Linked DNA regions of Homo sapiens: region 2 is linked to region 1. A link is a loop called in an ENCODE intact Hi-C map of the cell type or tissue named here. Cell type or tissue: mammary epithelial cell. All regions are shown on one strand.

What was found. Peaks named below come from ENCODE experiments on the same cell type or tissue, not always from the same donor. Only the 100,000 strongest peaks of a DNase experiment are listed, where the experiment ranks them.
Region 2: it touches region 1 in a loop (14-fold over the local background); 10 of 110 quality-filtered maps call a loop at or near these places.

Annotation. Positions count from the first base shown.
Region 1 is chr3:17,408,990-17,416,989 of GRCh38, forward strand. All of the region lies in intron 4 of TBC1D5 (TBC1 domain family member 5), which reads right to left. Among named protein-coding and RNA genes, the nearest start is that of TBC1D5, 330 kb to the right of the region's middle. In mammary epithelial cell, a CTCF peak has its summit at 4,141 (motif pointing left); a DNase peak (open chromatin) is centred at 4,142.
Region 2 is chr3:17,303,062-17,311,061 of GRCh38, forward strand. It overlaps TBC1D5 (TBC1 domain family member 5), which reads right to left. Exons shown (of 23, transcript NM_001349074.2): 14 at 4,931-5,073. Among named protein-coding and RNA genes, the nearest start is that of PLCL2-AS1, 250 kb to the left of the region's middle. In mammary epithelial cell, a CTCF peak has its summit at 4,613 (motif pointing right); no DNase peak of the experiment used is centred here.

The DNA of each region.
Region 1 (8,000 bases):
TCATAATGTTCAAATTTATTGTCTAGTTTTTAGCAATATTCAAAGATGAGATTAGCAATCAGTACATTACAGGAGTAGAGGCATACCTCATTTTATGTCACTTCATTTTACTGCACTTCACAGGTACTGCATTTTAATAAACTGAAGGTTTGTGGCAACCTTGCATTGAGCAAGTCTATCAGCATGTGCTCACTTCATGACTCTTGTGACATATTTTGATAATCTTCACAATATTTCCAACTCTTTCATTATATCTGTTATGGGGATATGTGATCAGTGATCTCTGATGTTACTATTGTAACTGTTATGAAGCAAAATGAACCACAACCATATAAGACAGTGAACTTACTGATAAATGTTGTATGTGTTCTGGCCATACCACTAAACAGTCCCTTGTCTCTCTCCCTCTCCTTGGACCTCCCTAATTAATAATGCTACAATGGCCTCGTACTGTTCGAGTGAAAAGAAGAGTCATAGGTCTCTTAATTTAAATCAAAACCTACAAATGATTAAGCTTAGTGAGGAAGGTACATCTAAAGCCAAGTTAGACCAAAAGCTTGGTCTCTTGCGCTAAACAGGTAGCCCAGTGGTGAATGCAGAAAAAAAAAAGTTCTTGAAGGAACTCAAAAGTGCTACTCCAGTGAACTCATGAATGATGAGAAAGCAAAACAGTCTTACCGCTGATACAGAGAAAGTTTGAATGGTCTGGATAGAAAATCAAACCAGCCACAACATTCCCTTAAGCCAAAACCTAATCCAGAGCAAAGCCCTAACTCTCTTCAATTCTGTGAAAGCTGAGAAAGGTGAGGAAGCTGCCAAAGAAAAGTTGGAAGGTAGCAGAGGTTGGTTCACGAAGTTTAAGAAAAGAAGCCATCTCCATAACATAAAATTGCAAAGTGAAGCAGAAAGTGCTGATTGAGAAGCTGCAGTAAGTTACACAGAAGATCAAGCCAAGATAACTGCTGAAGGTAGCTACAATAAACAATAGATATTCAATGTAGACATAACAACCTTCTATTGAAGGAGGATGCCATCTAGGACTTTCATAGCTAGGGACGAGAAGGCAAGGCCTGGTTTCAGAGCTTCAAAGGACAGGCTGTTCTCTTGTTACAGGATAATGCAGCTGGTGACTAAACTGAAGCCAATCTTTAACCATTCTGAAAGTCCTAGAGACCTTAAGAATTATGCCAAATCTACTCTCCTTGTGCCGTATAAATGGAATAACAAAGCCTGGATGATAGCATATCTGTTTGCAACATGGTTTACAGAATATTTTAAGCCCATTTTTGGAAACTATTGCTCAGGAAAAAAGATTCCTTTCAAAATATTATTGTTCACTGACAATACACCTCATCACCCAAGAGCTCTGATGGATATGTACAAAGAGATTAATGTTGTGTCCATGTCTGCTAACACAACATCCATTCTGCGGCCCATGAAGTGGGGAGTCATTTCTAATTTCAAGTTTTATTATTTAAGAAATACATTTCATAGGCTACAGCTGCCATATGATAGTGATTTCTCTGACAGATCTGGGCAAAGTGAATTCAAAATCTTCTGGTAAGGATTCACCATTCTAGATGTCGTTAAGAACATTAGAGATTCGTGGTGGAAAGTCAGAATAGCAACATGAACAAGAGTTTTTAAAAGGTGATTCCAATCCTCATGGATGACTTGGAGGGGTTTCAAGACTTCAGTGGAAGAAGTAACTAGATGGGGAAAAATAACAAGAAAACTAGAAGTAGAAGTGGAACCTGAAGATGTGACTTAACTGCTATAATCTCATATATATAAAACTTAAATTAGAAGTTGCTTCTTATGAATCAACAAAGAAAGTAGTTTCTTGAGATGGAATCTACTGCTGGTGAAGGTGCTGTGAATATTGTTAAAATGATATCAAAGAATTTAGAATATTTAATAAACTAAGTGAGAAAGCAGCTGCAGGGTTTGAGAAGACTGAGTCCAATTTTGAAACAAGTTCTACTCTGGGTAAGATGCTGCCAAACAGAATCTCATGCTACAGAGAAATCTTTATTGAAAAGAAGAGTCAATCTATGTGGCATACTTCACTGTTGTGTTTTTTAAAGGAATTGCCACAGTTACCCCCAACCTTCAGCAACCACCACCCTAACTAGTGGGAAGCCACAACAACAAGGCAAGACCCTCTACCAGCAAAAAGATTAAGAACTGCTGAAGGCTCAGATGATCCTTGGCATTTTTTTTTTTTGCAATAAGGTATTTTTAATTAAGGTTTATATATTTTTTAGATATATGCTATTGCATACTTAATAGATGACAGTATAGTGTAATCATAACTTTTAAATGTACTAGAAAACAAAAAATATCACGTGACTCACTTTATTCCAATAGTTGCTTTACTGCAGTTGTTTGGAACTGAATCCGCAATATCTGTGGGGTATGTATACACATCTCAAAAACCATACATATATTTAAATAGCTTGTAGTCTGTGAACAACAAGCACAGATCTCAAATGTGCAATGTTTTGAACCCAAAAGGAATCACAATTTGTGAGACACCATGCAGTTCTGTGGACTGAAAACACAAAGTATTCCAGATAAGAGAGGGAAGTATGAAGCAATGACTCCTCCAGTCTTTTCCAAAATCAGCTCCTATTCACAAGTACTAAGAAATTGTAAAAGTACAGGCACAGCTGGTGGCTAGATTCATTGCCATCTTGTCAAGTTAAGCAGGCTTTTAAGGTCAAGTTACATACTACTTATGTAATGAAGGATAATTATTTGTTAGCTTAAATAAGACCCTGTACCTTGATTACGGTGTTGGTATAGGGAAAAGAAGACTGAGGCATGTGAATTGGAAACATTATCTCTGAAATTTACAATCATTTAAATTTATTCATGGGTACTTACAGTTCTAATTAAGGCATAACATCTCAAACTGATGAACGGCTCTAACAACAGAGGAGCATAAAGGCCACATAATAATATATTAATTGTCTTTCATTTCTATTGAATAGTGTTTCATCAATAAACTGTAACACAGAGTAAATATAAACATTTATTAAGCGCCTACTATGTGCTTAGCACTCACAGGCATATTTTTTAAAACATACAAAGTTAAAGAGTGGACAGATGGATGTGTAAACCAATAATAAAATGATTACTGCAAAGCACTCTGGTAGTACAGAGGGGAAAGAAATGGTTTGATACTTCAAAATTAAAACTTAGGATATAAAATAACAGTAGCACCATAGCCACTGAAATACTACTGCAAAGAATTGAGTAGAAATGATTACTGCAAAGCCCTCTGGTAGTACAGAGGGGAAAGAAATGGTTTGATACTTCAAAATTAAAACTTAGGATATAAAATAACAGTAGCACCATAGCCACTGAAATACTACTGCAAAGAACTGAGAATCAAACATTAAACAGATTCCAGAGGGTAAACTGCTGAAAGGTTTAGCCCTTCTAGGGGAGAAGGATCAAAATGAAGGTTTTTTTACAATCACAAATATGAATGGTAGGCCTGCTCCTGAAGTTGGAGGAAGACATGATTAACAATAGAAAATATTGAGGTGTCAGTGGTGAAATATTTCAGTTTAATTTAAAAAAAAGTAGTTGCTAAACTTATTCTTACATAAAAAAATATACTTACAATGTGCCTGAAAAGCAAAAATCTGACAATAATGCCATCGAAATGCTTTTAAAAGACCCACTTATGATATAATATTTTAGGTAAATCACTTAGGGTATATATTTTTAACCCCTCTTTATGAATGAGGAAAGTAAGGTTCAGAAAAATTGAATAACTTGTCAAGAGAATAAAGAAATGAGAAATAGGAAAGACATCTTTCTGGAATAACATGGAAGTAACCACTAAAGGGAAACATGATTCTCCAGACACCAAGAGCAAAAATGACCTCTGGCAACAAGGCAATATAGAAATATACCCTTGTTTTCTTCCTCAGATTTTTAGTTTTTGAATATCAAGCCCATGGACATGCAGATAACTTTTTACTAGTTGGACTGAGAAGATAAGTTAACAACAGTCCCTGTGAGTAGTTAAGAACCTGGGTGTTTAGGTGTGCAAAACCTTAAATGGAATGGATTAGCCACCTGGACCTTGAAGATTTCCTTAACAAAGCATTAGTGCCACCTAGTGGCAATTACTCTATCTTGCAGATACTTGGTCCCTGAAAACAATCAGCATCTAAGCAGGGAAAGGTGAAGATGAGTAGGTTTCATTTCTCAGGCCAATGTTAATAGATCAGTACTGGCTGCCTTGGAAGCACCATGCTGAGAAGGACTCTGAGCTTACTGGTGTGCTCCTCAGGAAACAACACTGTAACTTATTAAATATGTAGGCCATGATTGATGCAATTATTTCTCAAAAAATAAAGTCAACTTCTGCAGCAGGAATTGATACCTTCCCTCTAAGACCTATTTGGGTAGTTAAGCTTCCTGCAATGGCTATTTTGACATGGAAAGCAATCAGAATATGTAGTGGATAAATACAGCTGATGATTATAATGAGATTATCTATTTGTAATTATATATTTTAACATATAATTAAATAGTAGTTTCCCAAGATATGCTCATAACATTGGTGTGAAACTAGTACCTTCTAAATTTGTTAATATCTTCTAAATTTAATAGTTGAAATACCTTTATAACCTACATGATGACTAATAAATTACTAAATTATGTGCTAATTTATGACTAGAAGGCTTCTGAATCATTGTCCCAAATGGTGATACACTATGGAAAACACTAATTTTACACTGTATAGGTTTATATGATGGTTTCTATCCCATTTTTAAGCTTAACATGGAAAGGAAACAATGTGTTTGTGGGCTAACTTAAGAAATCCAAATGACTACAATAATAGCAAAGAGTTCAGGGCCTACATACAGTTTAAGACTGAAGATCTCTAATCATTGGTTAAGAGGAGCTACTTAGGCTTCTACTGACAATGAAATTGCTGAGTGGTTAAGAGAAGGGATTCTCACCTTGGGGAAAGCCAAAAGTCACAGACAGTGGAAGAAAAAAGAGATAAGGTAGAAAGTTGCTTTTAGCTCTCTGGGAGGTATAGTGATAGGGAAGTGCAGCAGACAGCTCTCAGAGATGATCATGGAGTTTACAAGGTCAGCCAGTCAACCAGATCATTTCATTGCAATTCTAAGTAGTAAGATAATAGAACAAAGTGGCTACAGCAGGATGAAGCAGGATTTAAGTAGGATTAGATCAGGGTTAGATGGGTAGAATATCTGAAGCTGAGGTAGTAAAAGGTAAGAAAGCTGAACTTGATTCAAAAAGATTTATACAATTTCATAATCCTAAAGTACATGCCAATATTTTTAAAAATTGCCATATTTAGTATGATCCATTTATTTTATCAAAAAGGAGCCAGTAAATTTTTGAATCTGTTTCTAATCTATATCAAAATACATTAGTGAAAGATTTCAATCAATGCCAAGCACTGTACCATAATTCCAGTATTACATTTAAGAGTATATACTTTTAGGCCATTTTAAAGGTATGATTTTGAAAATACTATTCAAATAGAACAAGTAACATCTAACTTAAAATCAATGGAAATATGAAAAGTGTAAATTAGGTATGTCAGCATAAGACTGTAAAGTGTGGCACCAGATATGGGTAAGCTACAACATTAGGACTGCAGGTGCCAAGATCAACCAGATAAACACTGATGTTATCTATAATTACCTCATTTTTAGCTTAAATCACAGGTAATGAGGGAACTCACGAGTCTCTAAAAGGCAATTACAAACTGTACTGGCTTTTTTGCTTCCTGTACCACGAATTTTCTAAAACTTACTTTTATTTAAAGCTTTTTTCTCCTCCATAATGAAACATCAGGGCATATCTCTTATACATAAATATATATAAAAAAACAGAATGCACAATTACACACAAGCTTAAAATGTATTTTTTCATATGTCTAGGTGAAACATGTTATCATATGATAAGGCTCCACTGAAATACAGGTAAAGAATAGTTCATTGCCTAGAGGTTTGTTAAAATTACGGTCATGTTTTGATTCAGGTTTGAACTGAACTTTAAATTGAGAAACCTTGAGCCTTCACCTTAGTTTTCACAGGAACACAAAGAACTGAGTTAAAACAGTTAGTTAGGGACTGTCAAATATAATACTCTCCTTTTTATTATTTATTTATATATTTTTTGAGACAGAGTCTCACTCTATCGCCCTGGCTGGAGTGCAGTGGCGCTATCTCTGCTCACTGCAAGCTCCGCCTCTGGGGTTCAAACCATTCTCCTGCCTCAGCCTCCCCAGGTAGCTGGGACTACAGGCACCCACCACCACGCCCGGCGAAATTTTTTGTACTTTTTTAGTAGAGACGGGGTTTCACTGTGTTAGCCAGGATGGTCTCGATCTCCTGACCTCATGATCTGCCTGCCTCAGCCTCCCAAAGGGCTGGAATACTCTCTTCTTTAAAGGAAAAAACAAAACAAAAACAAACAAACAAAAAAACACAGGCATTATTTTCTTAAAAATACAGTGTGTAAGAGCTTCCAAATCCAGGGTCATATTAAAGTAGGTAAACTCAATAATCATACTTTAAAAAAGGAAACCAAGAAAAGCAGTATCACAAACTTTTTGATTTTATAACAAGCTTTTCACTTTTAATTGTATTAATAATTTAAATATATGATAAACATAATTAGATTAATAATAAAGGACTGGCATTTAGAAATGAAGTGAGAAAAGGATCCTATACCAGCAATCTCTGTGAAGTTGTCTGGAGTAAGTATATTTTATATTCCATGGTTTACTCATGCTTCCTCTATAATTAATAAGGAAAAAATCCTCTCCCTGCAGACCTTTCCTACCTTCTTCCCACCCTCACCTCACCTCATTTACTTTGATATTTGCAATAACTGGCAAGGGCTTGATATCTAACATTCTATAACATGATAAAGAATTTGCCTCACAGTCTGCAAATATAAGCCAATACTGTAAAGGAAAGGCTGGTAGAATAGAGAATAAATTACTTTCCAGTTATTTATAAATAGACATTTATTTAGCGAAACCTGATGTCCTAATTAAAAGTCAATCCTATGACTTAAAGCATGTTTTCCAATAGTGTGTTGACTAACAGGGTATTACCAAACAGAAATACATGTGTGCTTAAATACTTTCTCTAAGAAATATTAAAATCAATTATATTTTAACTGAATCCATCGTTCACTTTACAACCTCTAGATGAGCACTAAGCAAGTAAACTTTCCGAGATGACAGAAATGTTCTACATCTGACTCCCCAATATGGTAAGCACTGACCATACATAGTTACTAAGCAGTTAAAACATGGCTAGTTGCAGCTGAAGAACTACATATTGTATTTTAATTAATTGAAATCCAAATTTAAATAGCTTCATATTGCCAGTAGTTCCCATATTGGACAGGGAAGCTTAAAATGTTAAGGATGGCAACAATTCACTCATAATACACATTCAATTTTTAAAGTAACAACTATAACGTTTCAAGGGCTATAAATATACAAGTGATGCATACTCATATATAACTGGGGAAAGCAAACAAACATTAAAAGTTAAATAATACATGTGGTTAAATAAGTCAACTTAATTCCATAAGAGAGGTAACATGGCATATAATTATTCTAAATAAATGGTGCTACCAATAAGACTATTAGATATGGATATAATCTTTTCTTTTTCTTTCCCGTGTCTATCTCATTGACTCTCCCTGTGGTTTCTGTTTCTATCACTCCCTTCCCCTGCCTCCACCCACATTCCTTTTTTCACACACATACCTGAAAGTTAGAAAGGCAAATCTTTAGTGATGACAGGGTCATTTCTATTGGTTACCCCAAAATGGTCAATGCTGGAAAGAACTAGACCCAAGATTTGGATCACGAACGTAATATAATCATATTCAGTAACAGGCTGGCTAAACAAACCTGGAAGGGACAATTTAAAATGAAGATAAATGGGCCATGGGATAAACTTTTGTTTAAA
Region 2 (8,000 bases), 110 kb before region 1:
GACCTCCCATGCAACTCTGTCCAATCTGGTTCTCTATCCCTTTTCTTTCTGCTGCTCCCCTCTATCTCAATCCTTTTCTCTAGGGAACAATGTCTTTCCCTCTAAGCCTCACCCTCTCAGAGTCACTGCTGCCTCTGCAACCTCCAGATGTGAGGTGGAGGACCACCTTGCTCTTTGATTCTTCCAAACTATTGCTTCCTATCATTTCATAAAACTTCTTCCTTTGAAGTTAATGCCATGCCTCTATGCATCAATCATGTCCCTGCATCACTATCATCTATGTACCATATACTGGTAAACACTGGTTGAATGGTTGACTCTGAATAATTGACTGGTTCAATAAAAGCTGTTTTCTTGGTCACTCTTTTTCATTTATTTGAGGCTATGGTGCCAGGCTCATTACATTTCCTTCTACGCCTTTTCCTATTAGGATCCTTGGTGAAGTGTCCATGGAGAACTAAAGTAAAACCCCAGTTTCCTCACAATCCCTTGGTCTTCAAGAGACTTAAATTCCCCTTCACGTACTCCAACCATACCAAGCAGATCTAGAACTGCTTTATGTCGGACCACAACTTTGTATGCATTTAGCTTTCTCATGCTCTACCTCACCCAATTCTTTGATATATTCAATTTTCCCTAATCTTTTCCTGGCTGTGCTTCCCTCTTTATACATCTTAAACCACTATTTTAAAAAACACTCAACACCCTCTACCCTCCTATCTCCCTTTAGTCCTGCCTAATTCATTTGGAAGCCTGGATCACAATCTACCTCTTTTTTTTTTTTTTTTTTTTTTTTTTTTGAGGCCAGGTACCACTTCCCAGTGTTTGTCTCTGTAGGATCTTCAACAGCTACACATGGTTTTTTCTTGGCTCTTAATTAGCTATCTTTATCACATCTCCAAGTCATTTCCCACAAACCACTAACCCTACTCTGCCTCACTCACAGTGGATAACCTTGTTTCCTCCTTTATCAGATATGGAATTCCTCCATTCTCTGTCTTCTCCACTTATGAACTGGATTACTTGTGAAAGCAGCCTAGTGCTTTCTTCCTGCATCAGCACCAGCTTTTCATTCCTGTTCCACAGCCAGTCTTCCACAGGACTCCAGACCCAGTTCTTTTCTATTGCCTCTGGGCCCTTATTTCCTCAATCATTTTACTCAAAAAATATTTTTCTGGAGGTTTACTATGCCCTGGGCCCAATTCTAGATGCTGGTATATGGGAGGGAAACCAAGACAGACAAAATCCTGTCTCTCACTGGGGAACAGGGATTAGGGGTGGGGTGTGAAGAACAGACAATAAACAAGTGAAAGCTTCAAAACAAAGAAGATATTTTCTCTTTTCATAGATCTTTTTTTTGTTTAGACAGGGTCTTGCTCTGTCACCCACACTCTGGAGTGCAGAGGCGCAATCACGGCTCACTGCAGCCTTGACCTCCTGGACTAAAATGATTCTCCCACCTCAGCCTCGTGAGTAGCTAGGACTACAGGCACAAGCCACTATACCCGGCCAAATTTTATTTTTTGTAGAGATGGGGTTTCACCACGTGTCTCAGACTGGTCTCAAACTCCTAGGCTCAAGCAATTCTCCTGCCTTGCCTTCCCAAAATGCTGGGATTACAGTTTCGAGCCACCATGCTTGGCTTTTTCATAGATCTAATTCATGGAACAGGGTGGGGAAAACTAGTGCTGATTCTTGAAGTAGGAACTCAGACTGGTTTGAGAAGTAAACCTCTCTATCAGTTCTGCCCTGCCTCCAATGTCTAACGACAGCCATCCAATCTTCCTTGCCCCTGCACTGTCCTCTAGCTACATCGTTCTTCTTCCTTAACTCAAAGATCACTCTATATCTGCTATCTCCATATTCTTTGTTTTTATTTAGTTATCTTTTCAGTTGAAAAAGTAATGCATATATTAAAAACAAACAAACAAAGAAAACCAACAACAAAAAGCTGAAGAAAAGACTACTGTACTTCTTAACTGTCTATTCACTCTTCAACCCACCATAATCCAGCTTCTGCTCAACCAGTCCATTGAATCCACCCTGGCAAAGGTATCCAATGACTGTCCCTCCACAGTTCCCAAAGTGAGTGGACTTTTCTCGCCTTGTGTTACTATTCCTGGGCACTCTTGACCTTCTTTTCTCTGCTTGGCTCAGACAGTTCTCTGGGGTTACAACACAAACTAAGCTCTTCCTTGGCTTCTTCTCCTCTGGTGCCTCTGAAATGCTTATGTTAAACCCAGTTTCACCTTTGCCCATGTTCTCTTTCCATATGTACCCACCTTAGGTAATAGGACCATATAATTTTTATGATCCTAATGTGATGTCTTCAAGAGTGAAAAAGGACAAATAATTACTATTCTGGGATAGCAGGTGTAAACCAAGACTATCCCAAACAAACTTTGATATATAGTCACCCTATTCTTTGCAGGTGGCATCTGTGGTGATGGTTTTAACAAACACCTGTCAATCATTTGCAAAATTAAATCTGTAGCCTTGACACTGACATTTAACTTTATTTTTCAAATCTTTAGGTTACAATTTCTTATAAATATCTCAAAACTCAGCAAAGTCAAGCCCAGTTAATTATTAACATTCCTAAAACTTCTTAATCCTTGTATTTTCTATCAAGTTATAAATATTTCCCAGTCACTCATACCTCCAAGCTGGAGATTCTTCTAGATTTCCCATTCTCCCTCTCCTATCATATTTAATCACTAAATCTTGCTACCTTTACCTCTGAATAGTTCTCTGATCCACTGTTTTTCTCCTGAACTACCATCACAACTGTTAACTGATGTCCTTGCTCTTCTCTCCTTCGATTTCATCTTCCCCATTGCTGCTAAAGTGATCTACAAGTGATCACATTTCTGCTTTGGACATTTCAATAGCTCCCTATCACTTACCATAGGAAGACTGTCATCATGACCCTCCTGTTTCTTTCTTTAGTCTCATAACCTGCGGCTAGTCTCTCTCCCTTTGTACTCTAATAATACCAAACAGCTTATAGAAACACATTAATATATACATCCCTAATAAGCTGCTTTTCACTTCCAGGCCTTTGTTCATGCTGTTCCTTCTGTCTTGTATGCAGATCCTCTTATTTGGCTTGCCAACACCTGCACAATTTTCTCTATTGACTCACAGCAGCCCAGAGGGGAGCTAGGTGCCTCTCCTTAAGTTTCCACACTACCTGTCCACATCCCAACTATAGTACCAAATATGTTCATTTGAAATCATTTATGTCAGTCTTCCCTACTAGTTGGTAAACTTCTTGAGGACAGGAGCAGTGATCTGTAAATACCTGACAAATATTCATTCTATTTTTAGGAGATCTCATCCACTGTTACAGACTTAAATAACAAAATTAAAATAAGTTGGGTTAAATATTGAAATAAATAAATCACTTCATTACTTCTGTATTTTTCTACATTTTATAAAGTCATCAGTGAAAAGATGAAAAATGTGTAAGGACTTCAGGTGCCAAAAAATTTGCCATGTTTTATAAAATGATAAAAGTAGGTCTTAGAATAGGAGACAGGATGATTAAATTAAAAATATATAGTGGTAATGTGCCAAAGTCAAAAAAGAGCAAATTGTAAACTGTTTACAATTACAGAAAATCATAATACTTTTCAGCAGTTGTTTGATTTGGAAAATTTTGCATAAATATTATCCAAAGCATTCTTTTTTCTAGAAGAGGTTTCTCATTCCTTTTATTATTATTTATATTAAAAAATACAACTTAGAGGTTAGTATTGAATATCATAAAATCCAGTATCCATCAAATCTACTCAAATATCTTTCTCTACTTTCCTGATGTTTCCTCTTACGACTTCCATGTTCTTAAATGATTAGATCTGGCTCAGAAGGAAGAAACTTTCACTTTGAGAAAACCTAAACTATTTGACCTTCGAGGCACAGAACAAAATCTACATTTTTTGGATAAAATGTGGTGCTCCTGTCACTTATTTAAGTAATTTTGGGAAATTAAAAAAGTATAATCTAAAATTTTAAAGAAAATTAGTGTTACTAGAGGCATAACAAGAGCATCTGGCACAACTGGTATTCAATGAACAAATAAAGAGAACAACATAACAATTTAACAGTCGCAATTATAAATGATTCTAAAAAGTGTATGTTCTTCTGACAAAGTCTTACTTTATGTTAGCTACCTATTTCCTAATTCAATCACATAATTTTGTGCACTTTTTCCTAATTATATTTTGGCTAACAAGTTCTATTGTGTGAACTTTTGATTACTTCTCTGAGACAGAAAACAATTTTGAAGTATTTTGAAATTTAAAATACACACCGATATTTTCTTCAAGCTAAGAACTATCAGACTATTCGAAAGGGCTAGACACTGGCTTTCCGGTTATTACAGACACCATAACATACATCTGAGGAGATGGGAACACGTCTACCATTCAGCACTGTACTGAGAAATGTATTTTTCTAAAATATAACTGGAAGAAAGTTAAAATACCTTTAAATGTATTTGTTTTTTTAATTAGCAAGGTGTTGATATTATAAAAATAATTCCAATCTCCTGATAAACATCCTTGAATATTCCCTACCTGTCAGAAGGTGGAGCTCTAAACATATCTCAAATACTTGCTTTTATATATGCATTTCACAACTGTGTGTAATGAGGAGATTAAAGCAGGAGTAAAGTCTTTAGAAAAATGGTTCTGAAGAATATTCTAATTCTCTCAGGATAAAATGACTCACATCTCCCAATGTGTACACAGTTAACCAACAAAAGGGATGTTTAGTATATTCCTTTGAAATTTCAGTATATTACCCTACTACAAAAATTGAGGTACATGCAAATCAAATAATAAAACACAAAGTCTATTTAAAAGGCAAAACATTTTTGAAAATCAGGAGTACCTAGTCAAATGTAGGAAAGGTCATTAATACTTACAAGCATCTCGGATGTAAAGTAACATGGCTACGAAGATATAATCTACTAAACCCAGGCTGAGGCCGTCTGCAAACAAGGCATCCCAGACCACCAGAAGGTCCTGCAGGGGGAACTCTCGTCCAAATAGCAGCCGCACCCACCTTCTGGAAAGAAACAAAACAAAAATTCAGAAGACAGTACTTTTGAGAATAAAGAGTGATCATTTTCTCAAGTAACTGTGAAAAACTATTAACTGAACACAGTGAGCAAATATTATATATCAAAAATATAATATAGTAAAATCTATATTTTAAGCTTTCAAATGAATTTTATAATTGTATAACTAGGCCATCATCATTAAATACTATTATATACACACGTATTATACATATATATGAAAAAAGTCAAAATCTTTCATATTTAATAGAAATCACAAATTCCCAAAAGGTGAAGAAAAAATGAATGTTTAGTAGTCTGGTAGTTGCTTCCATAGGTAAGGTTGTAAGTTAAAAATAAAATTTTCCAAAATTTCATGATCTCTACTGATTTTCTGTTGTTGTTAATTGCCCTTCTGCAAATATTTGTATGACAAATCCAATAGAAACTTAGAAAACTGCGTTCTCACATCTCACTTCTATTTAAAATAATTCATTTTAAAATTAAGTGTGGGAAAAAGCCAGTAGATAACCATTTTTTTGGTCAAGCATAGACAGTTATTTTAAATGAAGGATATAGTCATACTTATTTTTTTTAGCTTTGCAACAGATATACCTGATCAGTAAGGCTACCTTTCGAGGAGTGTTTTTCAAACTTACTTCTATTATCTAGAAAATGAGTATCTATGCCACAGAGTAAACATAAGCAGCTAATGTGAATACTAAGCAACATCTATATATAATTGTACATAATAGTGACACTTTAGACTTTCAATAAATGTTAAACTATTTATATCTAATTCTTATAAGAAAAAAATTTGGTTTGATGTTTTTATTCATTTACCTCTAATTTTACATGACATGGCTACAATTTCCTTACATAAGTCTTTTTCTAAGGACTTCAGCTAGAATTCTATGTGATTCTAGCAAATAGCAAAGAATTAAAAATTCCAAATTTTTAGCACCATCAAATAGTATAGAATAACCTTTAAAAATTAGTTAAGAGATGTTAATTTTATGTAAATTTGAAACCAAATATAACCATTTGTGGGGTTAAAGCAAGGCAAAAAAAATTCAAATATTTTCCTTAGAGAGCAATATATTTAAGGAGAAATCAAAGATGTGACAAAATACTGTATACTCACAAATATGTATCATAGTTTATTAGGAACCATGTGATTAAACACAAGTTTTTTTATTCACATTCTCATATTAATCAATAGAATAATTAGATTATATTTTCAACTACATCAATTACTCAATTTTTCAGTATAAAAAATTTAAATGCCGAAGTATTGTTTATCTTCTTAAAAATGTTACAGCATCTTTTATAATTTTCCACTTTAAAATATTTAAAATGTTTTAAATGTTCAATTTTTAAAAATGTTACAATGTCTTTTATAATTTTTATCTTTTATAATTTTCAATTTTTACTCCACTACTATTAATAAAATGAGGGGTGATTAACACAATTTTTTTTTGTCTAATATGGCTGTGTTTACATGGCTTAGGAAAAAAAATACTTCTCCACACATTTCTAATTCTTTCAAATTACAAATGCTAATATTTACTATTCCAAGAAGTACAAAAACATCTCTAAATTAAATAGGCTGCTATTCTTAATTACAAAGAATTAACTGATCTTGCAAAGAGTACCAGGGGAACCAGAGATGGGCACAGCAAAAAAGTACATGAACTAAACCATTTTGGGCCCTTGTTCAAAGGATTTTTAACCGATACAAATGTTTGCACTCTTAAACGATGAAAACATGTAGAATGTGGTTACAGTTATTCGGCTGACACAACTTTCCTCCATCAATGAGGAAAGTAGATGAAGGTTAATACACAACTACAGTTAGGAATACAATCTTCCCCCTCTTTCCTTACAGCTCAAATCCTTGCCATTTTCTTATCAGCAATCACATCTTAGATTTCATCACAGATAGTGCTTTAAGCACAACAACAAAAAAACCAAAGTAGCCCATTTCCTAGAAATAATTTCTATACCCATTATTTCTACAACAAACTGCCCAGTTATTCCTCAAACTTCTCTTGCACCCTTCTTGACTCTGAAGATACACATATGCAGCAATCTTCACTGCAGCAGTCAGGAAGGTTAACTGCAAACATCTAGTAATCTACACTGAATAAAATACATCTTTATTTTCTGTGTCAAATTGTTCACATATTTAATATCTCCAAAACTACACACAATGCATGTCTTTAGCACTTTTTAATGTATTATCTACAATGTGCTGCTTTATAAATCTTTCATATTGCTTCACTCTTTAAGTACCTTGCCAAGTACACTGCTATATAATTCCAGGGCAAGGACCAAATCCTGTGTGTGTGAGTGCATGTAAAAGACAGAAACAGAGAGAGAGAGAGAGATCCAGAAAGTTCTTTGTAAAGACCTCTATACACTTTGCTAAGTGCTTTATGTATTTACAGAACTCTTGTTAACCCCACTGTAAAGCCACCTTTACTGAGAAGCAATGGGATAGCTAATTTGGAAGTACAGGCATTGATCTTGTTAGTGGTGGCACAAAAATAATCCAGGAGGTAGAAAAAAATACCAAAACCACATAAGAAAAAAATTTATCATTAGATGCCTAGCATGTTTCTTTTATATAAAGACTGTTAATAAGTTGTACATGAGAGGATATTAAAGTAAAATGCCGTCTCTTCTATTTTATATATAATTATAAGAAAATCCAGGCCAAATTCTCAAAATATTTAAGAAGAAGCATATAACTAATGGAATGCTTTGGGACCAACGATGACCTTATCAATAACTTAATCATTTTATCCCAATTGGATTTAGTTCTTATATATATTCACAACACACAAATTTCCTGTGCTATTTTGGGCTTTCTTCATTGAGCTTAAAAGCCAAGGAAAAAGCTCTTTACAGAATGAGTTAGTAATAGAAATTA